Regions from separate parts of the Homo sapiens genome. Here region 2 is linked to region 1. Evidence: chromatin loops called from intact Hi-C (ENCODE). Cell type or tissue: IMR-90. All regions are shown on one strand. Each heading gives the region's core, and the rest is flanking DNA. Links, peaks and the distances in the headings are about the cores only.

Evidence for each region. Peaks named below come from ENCODE experiments on the same cell type or tissue, not always from the same donor. Only the 100,000 strongest peaks of a DNase experiment are listed, where the experiment ranks them.
Region 2: it touches region 1 in a loop (2.3-fold over the local background); 7 of 110 quality-filtered maps call a loop at or near these places.

What each region holds. Positions count from the first base shown.
Region 1 is chr4:76,608,332-76,613,710 of GRCh38, forward strand. The region is part of intron 2 of SHROOM3 (shroom family member 3); the gene reads left to right. Among named protein-coding and RNA genes, the nearest start is that of MIR548AH, 35 kb to the left of the region's middle. In IMR-90, for the core only: a CTCF peak has its summit at 2,929; DNase peaks (open chromatin) are centred at 2,960 and 3,550; H3K4me3 peaks cover 350 bases; H3K27ac peaks cover 1,640 bases.
Region 2 is chr4:76,735,417-76,740,795 of GRCh38, forward strand. It overlaps SHROOM3 (shroom family member 3), which reads left to right. Exons shown (of 11, transcript NM_020859.4): 5 at 3,345-5,379. The region is part of intron 2 of SHROOM3-AS1 (SHROOM3 antisense RNA 1); the gene reads right to left. Among named protein-coding and RNA genes, the nearest start is that of SHROOM3-AS1, 64 kb to the right of the region's middle. In IMR-90, for the core only: no CTCF peak of the experiment used is centred there; DNase peaks (open chromatin) are centred at 1,195, 2,015, 2,825 and 3,185; H3K27ac peaks cover 4,068 bases.

The DNA of each region.
Region 1 (5,379 bases), core at 78-5,077:
CCCCATTACCTTAGAGCAGATTCCTTTTACTAATCAACTCATCTTAATGAAGCCAGAATGCAACATTCAAGGAAAGTTCTGATTTAAAGAAAAAGAGGCAGAGCTTGCAAAGCATCACCTGTTGTTCTCTCAGTCCATTGGCCTGGTCATTAGATTATACTCTCCGGAAAGCTGATTTGATTGATTGGACAGAGATGGCATAGCATAGCATAGCATAGCATAGCATAGCATAGCATAGCATAGCATAGCATAGCATAGCATAGCATAGCATAGCATAGCATTGGACAGAGATGGTATAGCATAGCATAGCATAGCATAGCATAGCATAGCATAGCACAGCATAGCACAGCACAGCACAGCACAGCACAGCACAGCACAGCACAGCACAGCACAGCACAGCATAGCATAGCATAGCACAGTGTCAGGTTAGAAGGCCTGGGGAAAACCCCTGCTTTACCACTTAGTGGAATAACCTTGAGCAAGTTACTTCATCTCTTTGAGAATCCATTTCTCCCTCAGTAAAACAAGAATGATAATATGAGACTTGGGTGAGTTAATACATGTAAAGTGCTGAACACTTGCTATGGAAAGCAGTGGTTCTCAAATCTTGGGCCCTGGACCAGCAGCATTACCTGGGAACTTGTTAGAAATGCAAATCTCAGGTCCCAAATAAAACTTAGGGGTATAGGAGAAAATACTTGCAAATAATATGTCTGACAAGGTGTTAATATCCAGAATATTTTACTAAGTGAATTAGGATATACAATTAACAAGAACACTTCTCTAACCATTCAACATTTAGGAAAGCTTGTATATGTTTATAATTTCCTGATAACTGAATGGAGAAGTGCAGTTATTTCATTTCTGGAGTATACATTGAACCTTGCAAATTCAAGTAATCTTTTTCCAGGCCTCTAGTACATCATAGTCCATATAGACAATCTGTTTTGGTATGTTTGTTTGTTTGTTTGTTTTGGAGACAGGATCTTGCTCTGTCAGCCAGGCTGGAACACAGATCACAGCTCATTGTAACCTCAAACTCCTGGGCTCAAGCAATCCTCTTGCTTCAGCCTCCTGGGTAGCTAAGACTACAGATTTATGCCACCATGCCCAGCTAATTTTTGTTTTTGTTTTGGAGAGATAGGGTCTTACTATGTTGCCTAGGCTGGCCTCATGAGATTCTCCTGCCTCAGCCTCCCAAACTGTTGGGATTACAGGCGTGAGCCATTGCAACTGGCCCTCAGAATCTGTATCTGACCATGTTTCTCTTCAGGATCAGAAGTCTTTAAAAAAGAAATGTGAAAAAACAAATTACGTTGTAAACTCTTAGTTTCCTTTCAAATGACCCCAGTCTATCAGAATAGACTAGATGTTAAGAGCAGTGTTAGCAGGCAATTAAGTCTTTTGTGCCCATCCACCACTTCCTAACATTTACCTAAATAGAGAGTCTAGAATATCATGTTTACACCATTATGTATTCTGTCTGGAAGTAACAATATAAAAGATAACATTAATTTACTTTTTTTCAGTAGATGCTACTGAACTGTGAACATCTTATTAGGCTCGAGTTTAGATTTTCAAACTTGTCTCAGGAAGCTGTTGCTACCTGGTACCCATTTTGTTTTATTTTTATTTATCTTTTGGAGGACAAGGAGAGAATGACTTTGAAAAATCTCCTGGGCAAGAAAGGGGAAGACTTTTCTGCAAGGAAAATGGATTGTACTTTGTTTTCCTTCATAAAGGGTAATGAGGATATAATCTCAAAGCTACGCTTGACCATCATCTGTCAAACCAAAGCAAATAAGCCAGTGCCTGTCTTTCCTTATTGTAAAACTAAAAGAGAAGATAACCACCATGTGGCAGTTGTCTAGCCAAAAAAAATCACCCTCATTTCAGAAAATGTTTACTTTTTCACTCTCATTGAGTGATATGCCATCGAGGTATGAGTTAGATGTTGGCATTTTGTGGAAAGGTTTTCTTTGTTTAGCAAAATCACAGCTGTTCATTTCTGGTAATTTTGAATTTCCTAAAAAGTGGCCATAGCTTCAGAATTTGATTTTTAGTAACCTTTAGCAGACTGAGAGTTTTTCTGGTTTGAAGATTATATTGAAACACCAAAAAAAAGTAGAGTGGTTTGTGTTTTACTTTATGTATTAATGTGAAATTTGGAGATGAAGCCTCTTGTTGCTGAAATAACTGCATCCCCTCGTCTTCCGCTGTCCACTTTTATATATTTCCTAAATATCCACAAATCTTGATACACTCTTGTAGTGATTTGATTCTTGTTTTGTTCATATGTGTGTTTTTTCCACTAATGTACACCTTTGGGAATCCACTCCCAGCCTTTCCATGATTTCTTCTGTAATTTGGGTTTTATTTTTAAAGCTGTTGGCATCCGTGTAGAGGGATCCTGCCGTTACCCCTCTCCAGATCTTAAGGTTATCTCCCTATTCTGTTGATTGAGAGATCCAAAGTCAAAGGTGAGTCAGGGATTTCGTGTGCAGGTTCTCACTGATGAACATGTTTTCTCCAGACCCAGCTGGGGGGTTAAGATTCAGGCAATTGGTGACGAGAGGGGCTGCTTTCCTCCAAGTTCAGTAGCCCTCCCTCAAATGAGAAACTATTTCACAACAATCTCAACCCATTTGTCCTCCACTGTGGATAGGGATGGGGGAGGGGCTTGCTTGAAGAGTTCTAAGGTGATTTTTTTCCCATTAAAAAAATTGCAGTAAAGTATACATAACATTAAATTGACCATTTTAACCATTTTAAGTGTATAATTTGGTGGCATTAAGCACCTTCACATTGTTGTGCAACCATCACCACTACCAATCTTTAAGTGAGTTGAAGATGATTTTTTTAAAGTTACTTCTTGCCTCAGCTCCCAAATTCCAGTTGACTTTGTGCGCCCTCTCTCTGTGTCTCTCTCTCTCTCTCTCTTAAAGTCTGCGTTCTCATTCTGATTATTTAACTTGGAGAGTGTGAAGGATTTTTTTTTTTTAACACTGCATGATGAATTGGTCTCAGTGGAATTCAAACGATCTCGTTGTTTTGGTTATTTCTTATCGGGAATGCTGGATTTTTTTCTAAGAGCCATGGCAGGGGTGAAGGGGCACAAGGGAGCCACCTCCTTTTGAGTCAATTTAGCAAAAGTGAGAAAACGGTGGGGTGATAGGAAGTCATTCCTGGATGCTAAAGGGGCATCCTGGCTCCCTGAAGAAACTGAGACTCCCAGTTTTTACGTAGTGAACTTTCTGGCTGTAATTTAGGGCAAACTCCTTACTGTTTTTATATTTGCCCTCCATTGATAAGAACTTCTTAAGGTCACAGTGTCCTTGGGTAATGAAGCTAGGCAGAGGAAAGTTCTTTAATATTTACCTAGTGTGCACGCCATACCAGGAACTCTACAAGGAAACACACGGAACATGCCCAGCCTCTGGATCAGCCTGACTTGGGGAGACTGCCCGTCAGGCACACCCTGTGCTGGCTCCAGCTTCTGGAGTTTCTGGCGAATCATACCTGAAAGGATTATCATCTTCACCCAGTGTCCGGATCATCAGCCATGGAAGTTTGTTTGTTCAACACAGGCTGAATCAGTTCCATGTTGAATAACACACATTTTCCTTCTTGAAATATTCTTAGAACAATGTTTTCATTTTCTCCAAGGAAAAACTTGCTCAGACACAGTTCTTTCTGATCCAAACCCCCTGCTTGCCTCTGCCTCCTCTCATTGTTGTAAAACCCAAGTGTTTCTATTCCTCTACTCTAAACCCGCTCAGAGGGAATTCTGCCTTTTGATTTGGAGGTATATTTTTCCATCCACATATGGCAGTATCCAGTAATAATATTATACATCTAAAGGAAGGAGCAAAATTTTAATCTGTGTGCAGCTGCATGTATCCTGCTTCTCTCCTATGGCAGGATTTTCTAGTTAAACCTCTGGCTAGTTGGAAGATGATATTAGTTATAGAACTAGTTTGTTTAGCCAAAAAAGATATAAGTGGAAGCAGTACTCATGATATAGAAATACTTAAAACTTTGGAGAGACAATCTGAAGACCTAACTGGTGTGTTAGTCAGTAAGTTTTAACTCCCTTTAAATTGAGAATGAATCCCAGGGCCCAACATTATGAGATGCTAAGTAGCTTCTAAAGGGATTACTGTCAGACTTAAAAGTGTTTTCTTTTGGCCAGAGCTTTAGTGGTCTTCATATAAAATATCAGCTGCTATTATTATTAAACTTTCTATACTGAAAAATAATGTAGTATAATAATGATATTATTTCAGGCAAGATTTAGTTACATGTTACAAATACTTTAAAAAGTAGGCTGGGCATGGTGGCTCATACCTGTAATCCCAGCACTTTGGAACACTGAAGTAGGAGGATCCATTCAGCCCGGTAGTTTGAGAACAGCTTGGGCAACATAGCAAGACTCCATCTCAATCAATCAATCAATCAAGAAGCCGGATGTGGTGGCATGCTCCTGTAGTCCCAGCTACTTGGGAGGCAGAGGCAGAAGGATCACTTGAAGCCAGGAGTTTGAGTTTGCAGTGAGCTATATGATTGCACCACTGCACTCTAACCTGGGGGACAGAACAAGACCCTGTCTCTAAAGAAAAAATAAAAGTAGACACTATTGAATAGCCAACTAAGTTAGAGTTGAATCCATGTAATATCAGTCTATCCCAGCATCTTATGAGGTGGGTAAACACCAAGTCAGTCAACTTCTATGTTATAAAAACAAAACAAAACAGAGGCAGAAGGGAGAATTCCCAGCATAACGAGTTGGTGGGGGCATTGTAGGATAGGCAGGTGGTTCAGCGTTCCTCCTCAAATATCCCTAACTCCCACCTCACCACTAGGTCCAGTGCAGGGAACTCTTCTACAGTATTTCTGCTTACCCAGCCTCTCCTTGCATGGTTTCCCACTACTGGACAAGTCAGTTCATTTCTTATCTTCATGGCTCTAATTGTTAGAAAGTTGAAATTGTGAGTCCTCAACACTCCACCTTCAATAATTGCTGTCCATACTCATAGCCAAGACAAGCTGTTATTTTATGCTGTCAAGTTTTAGAACACATGCAGAGCTCACATAAAGCATTTACCATGGATTGTTAGTGTTTTAGCAGAGTTGAAAGGAGTCAAGTACCAACAGTACATGAGAAATATCTTATCCGTCTCATTAACACCTCCTTTGCTTTGATAAAAAGTCCTCAAGTGGTCTTGGGAACATACTACAGATGTGCAGTTCGGCATGGAAATTGGAAAACTCAGATAGGGCTTCGATGGAAGTCACCCATTCAAACCTGTCTTCAACTTCCATTCGACTCCTCTTGTTATAATGTTGATAGCAAGGAAGAGAGGGCCATACCTAGGTTCA
Region 2 (5,379 bases), core at 242-5,241, 130 kb after region 1:
CTAACAGAGGCCTTCCATGACCTTTCTACCTTAGGTTTGCTACAGGAAGGAACCCACTATACCCTTGCACTGGTCTGATTAGAGATATGTGTAACAGGGATTTCATATTTATAGATACCATCTATATTTTAAGATATGTTAGGCTGGGCACGGTGGCTCACGCCTGTAATCCCAGCACTTTGGGAGGCCAAGGAGGGTGGATCATTTGAGGTCAGGAGTTTGAGACGTGCCTGGCCAACATGGTGAAACCCCGTCTCTACTAAAAATACAAAAATTAGCTGGGCATGGTGGTACCTGCCTGTAATCCCAGCTACTCGGGAGGCTGAGGCAGGAGAATTGCTTGAACCCGGGAGGCGGTGGTTGCAGTGAGCCGAGATTGCGCCACTGCACTCCGTCCTGGGCGACAGACCGAGACTCTATCTTAAAAAAAAAAAAAAAAAAAAAAAAAAAAAATATATATATATATATATATATATATATATATATATTTTAGTGATGGTATCTTCCCCACTCGATAGTGTTTCAGTTAACCATCAGTTTATTTACTTTGATTTGTTGTGTGTGTTCCTATGTTAGATTTGAATTATCCTTTCAATGAAAGACTGCTAAAATTCTCAGCAGTTGGGAGGAGGATTACCTAATGTCTCCTACCTTCATAGAAATGGTGAATGAAACGGCCCTTATGGGGTTCCATTTCCCCTGGAAGTATTAGCTCTAAAAAGGAAGCAGACTGGGTCATACAGGATTATCCACAAGGCTGTCTAGCGCTTCTTTAGTAGGACCTCTTTATTTAGAGGGGAATGAAGAAATTCAGGGTAGGGGGTAAAATCTTTGACATATGCTATGCCATTGAGTGCCGGGTCTGATTTCCCTGATCTGGCTGGCTTGGGAGCTATTTCCTTCCTTTCTCCCTTGAATTTATACCTATCTGTCCCGAAGTAGGATGCGCCATTCAGTCAACTGACTTTCTCTGATAGAGAAAAATTACATTCTTGAGGAGAGCTGCTGAAAGTGTAGTCTCCTTTTCCTTAAATTCCAGCACAAGTTTTGACTCCGAATATGGTTTTTCTAGTCTCAACATATTATCTGGAGATATTCCAGCCATAAAGCATTATCACATACTTGACCAATAAGACACTACATTTATTTACATGTAATCTAGAAATAGAAGAATACATCATGAATTTTAATAGTGTTGAAACGCCTATCCATTTAAAAATAGAAAATCTTGGGCAAGAACTTCTAGTGATTTACCCTTCTTTAGAGAACAGTGAGTCACAAACATTTAAACCACTTATTCCTTCATATATGCCCTCCCCGTGTGTGTATATATATAGAGACAGAGACAGACATTTTTTAGAGCAGTTTTAGTTTCATAGTGAAATTGAACAAAGTCCAGAGATTTCCCATATAGTCCCTGTCCCCATACATGCACAGCCTCCTCCATTTTCAGCAACCCCCACCAGAGTAGTACATTTGTTACAACTGATAAACCTACATTGACACATCATAATCACCCAAAGTCCATAGTTTATATTAGGGTTCACTGTTGCTGTTGTGCATTTTGTAGGTTTGGACAAATGTATAATGACATGTATCCATCATTATAGTATCGTACAGAATACTTTCACTGTCCTAAAAATCCTCTGTGCTCGCCCATTCCTCCTTGCATCGCCCCTAAGACCTGGCAACCACTGATCTTTTTATTGTGTCCATTGTTCTGCCTTTTCCAGAATGTCAGTCATGTAGTTGGAATCATATGGTTTGTAGCCTTTTCAGACTGGCTTTTTTCATCTAGTGAAATGCATTTTAGTTTCTTTCATATTTTTTTCATGGCTTGACAGCTCTTTTTTTTTTTTTTAAGTAATGAATAACATTCCATTGTGTAGATATACCACAGTTTATTCACCTACTGCAGAACAGCCTTGTTGCTTCCATGTTTTGGCAATTATGAATAAAACTGCTGTAAACATCCGTGTGTGGGTTTTTGTGTGGACGTGAGTTTTCAGTTCCAGTGGATAAATGCCAGGGAATGTGATCACTGGATCTTATGGTAAGAGTATGTTTAATTTTGTAAGAAACTGCCAAACTTCTTTTAAAAGTGGCTGTGCCATTTTGCATTACCACCTGCAATGAATGAGAGTTTCTCTTGCTCCCCATCCTCACCAGCATTTGGTATTGTCAATGTTCTGGATTTTGGCCGTTCTAATAGGTGTGTAGTGGTATCTTGGTTTTGTTTGGTTGTTTTTTGTTTTTGCCTATGACAGAGCCCTCAGGACGTCCTGAGAACATGTTCCCTAGTATCTTGTTGTTTTAATTTGTAATTTCCTAGTGACTTATGATGACAGCCTTTTCATTTGCTTTTTCACCATCTGTATATCTTCTTAGGATTGGCCAGTTTTTAAATCAGGTTGTTTTCTTATTGTTGAGTTTTAAGTGATTTTTTAAAAACACATATATTTTGAGTTTCTAAGTAATTTTATTTTGAGACAGCTTTCTGGAGTTTACAGTGATTGATAGTCTTTTTCCTCTTCTCCAGACGGGCTCTGAAAACCATCTGGAGGAGCTTGTAAATGAGAAAATCTTGCCCTCCTAAATGTATGAGGAGGCTTTGCTTTGGCTTTTGGAAGTCATCCACAGGTGTTGGAATCCCAGCACCGAAGAGCCCCTGTGATTAAGCCTTCTCATAAAGCTTCCCTCTCCTTCCCTCTTTCCCCTTAGTTCTGCCTCTCATGAGCTTTTTCTGACTCTAATTTCTCTCATTCAGCTTTGTGTTTAGCTTTCCCACCACAAACAAATTGTTTCTAGTGCAGTTAAGATTCCAGGAAGATTGCCAGGGTGTATCCTTCAATTCCATAAAAAGGAAAGATATTAACTAAAAACATATACATGTGCACACAAAGTCTCCTTCACCCGTGCCTATTCTCTTATTAACTTTTTCCCCTCTTCCCACAAACAGCCCCAGTAGACACACAGTTTCAGTCTCAATCACTCTTCTACCTCTCTCATTTCTTGGCACATGCAAAATGTCATTTCCAGCATGCAGCAAATCACATCAAAGTGCTGCCTGTGCCCAAAGGCCACGTGGCTTCCTCTGAGCTCCTCATTCCTCTCCTTGCTAGCCTGGGTGATTAATTAGAGGCAGATAGGTTAGAGTGTTGGGCAGTTACTCCTAGCGATGACACAGAAGGAGGCTGAGCAAGGCCCAAATATGGCCCTTTTTACCCACCCTTCCAAACACCAAACCTCTTGCACAAGAGAACATTTATAAGCTGGGTCCTCTGCCTGTAAGCCTACTAAATGATAACAGCTCAGTGGTACTGACTGCTTTGTCTTTCTTCCAGCTCCTCTACTAGTGACCTCTCCAACTATGACCATGCTTATCTAAGGCGGAGCCCTGACCAGTGCAGCTCCCAGGGGAGCATGGAGAGCCTGGAGCCCAGTGGGGCATACCCACCCTGTCATCTTTCCCCTGCCAAGTCCACCGGCAGCATTGACCAGCTCAGCCACTTCCATAACAAGAGAGACTCGGCTTACAGCTCTTTCTCCACCAGTTCTAGCATCCTAGAGTATCCACACCCTGGCATCTCTGGCCGGGAGCGTTCAGGCTCCATGGACAATACTTCTGCTCGAGGTGGCCTCCTCGAAGGGATGAGGCAGGCAGATATTCGCTATGTCAAGACAGTCTATGACACCCGGAGGGGAGTCTCAGCAGAGTATGAGGTGAACTCTTCAGCCCTGCTGCTTCAAGGTAGGGAGGCCCGAGCCTCAGCAAATGGTCAGGGCTATGATAAATGGTCTAATATTCCTCGGGGCAAGGGAGTGCCACCCCCATCCTGGAGCCAGCAGTGCCCCAGTTCCTTGGAGACTGCCACGGACAACCTTCCTCCTAAGGTGGGTGCACCCCTGCCTCCAGCTCGGAGTGACAGTTACGCAGCATTTCGGCACCGTGAGCGGCCCAGCTCCTGGTCTAGCCTTGATCAGAAACGGCTCTGCCGGCCTCAGGCAAACTCTTTAGGCTCCCTGAAGTCTCCATTCATAGAGGAGCAGCTGCATACTGTGCTGGAGAAGAGTCCAGAGAACAGCCCCCCAGTGAAGCCCAAGCATAACTATACCCAGAAGGCCCAACCTGGCCAACCTCTGCTGCCGACCAGCATCTACCCGGTACCTTCCCTGGAGCCACACTTTGCCCAGGTGCCTCAGCCTTCTGTGAGTAGCAACGGTATGCTCTACCCTGCACTGGCCAAGGAGAGTGGATACATAGCCCCTCAGGGAGCATGCAACAAGATGGCTACCATTGATGAGAATGGGAACCAGAATGGATCTGGCAGGCCTGGGTTTGCCTTCTGCCAGCCCTTAGAACATGACTTGCTGTCCCCAGTGGAGAAGAAACCAGAAGCTACAGCCAAGTATGTCCCCTCCAAAGTCCATTTCTGTTCAGTGCCTGAAAATGAGGAGGATGCCTCCCTGAAGAGACATCTCACACCTCCCCAAGGCAACAGCCCACATTCCAATGAGAGAAAGAGCACCCACAGTAACAAACCATCTTCTCATCCCCACAGCCTCAAATGCCCTCAGGCTCAGGCCTGGCAAGCGGGTGAAGACAAGAGATCTTCCAGGCTCTCAGAGCCCTGGGAGGGCGATTTCCAGGAAGACCACAATGCCAACCTCTGGAGGAGGCTGGAGAGAGAAGGCCTAGGCCAGAGCCTGTCAGGCAACTTTGGCAAGACCAAGTCAGCCTTCTCATCTCTCCAGAACATTCCTGAGAGTCTGAGAAGACACAGCAGCCTGGAGCTAGGCCGGGGAACCCAGGAGGGTTACCCCGGGGGCAGGCCCACCTGTGCAGTCAACACCAAGGCAGAAGACCCTGGGAGGAAAGCCGCTCCTGACCTCGGGAGCCATCTGGACCGGCAGGTTTCCTACCCGCGGCCCGAGGGGAGGACCGGTGCCTCGGCTTCTTTCAACAGCACAGACCCAAGTCCCGAAGAGCCGCCTGCCCCCTCGCACCCGCACACATCCAGTCTGGGCCGGAGGGGGCCCGGCCCAGGCAGCGCCTCGGCTCTTCAGGGCTTTCAGTACGGGAAGCCCCACTGCTCGGTGCTGGAGAAGGTCTCCAAATTCGAGCAGCGAGAGCAAGGGAGCCAGAGACCGAGTGTGGGCGGCTCTGGTTTTGGCCATAACTATAGGCCCCACAGGACCGTCTCAACTTCCAGTACTTCTGGGAATGACTTCGAGGAGACAAAAGCACACATTCGTTTCTCTGAGTCAGCTGAACCCCTAGGCAACGGGGAGCAGCACTTCAAAAACGGGGAGCTGAAGTTGGAAGAGGCTTCCCGGCAGCCCTGCGGTCAGCAGCTGAGCGGAGGAGCGTCGGACAGC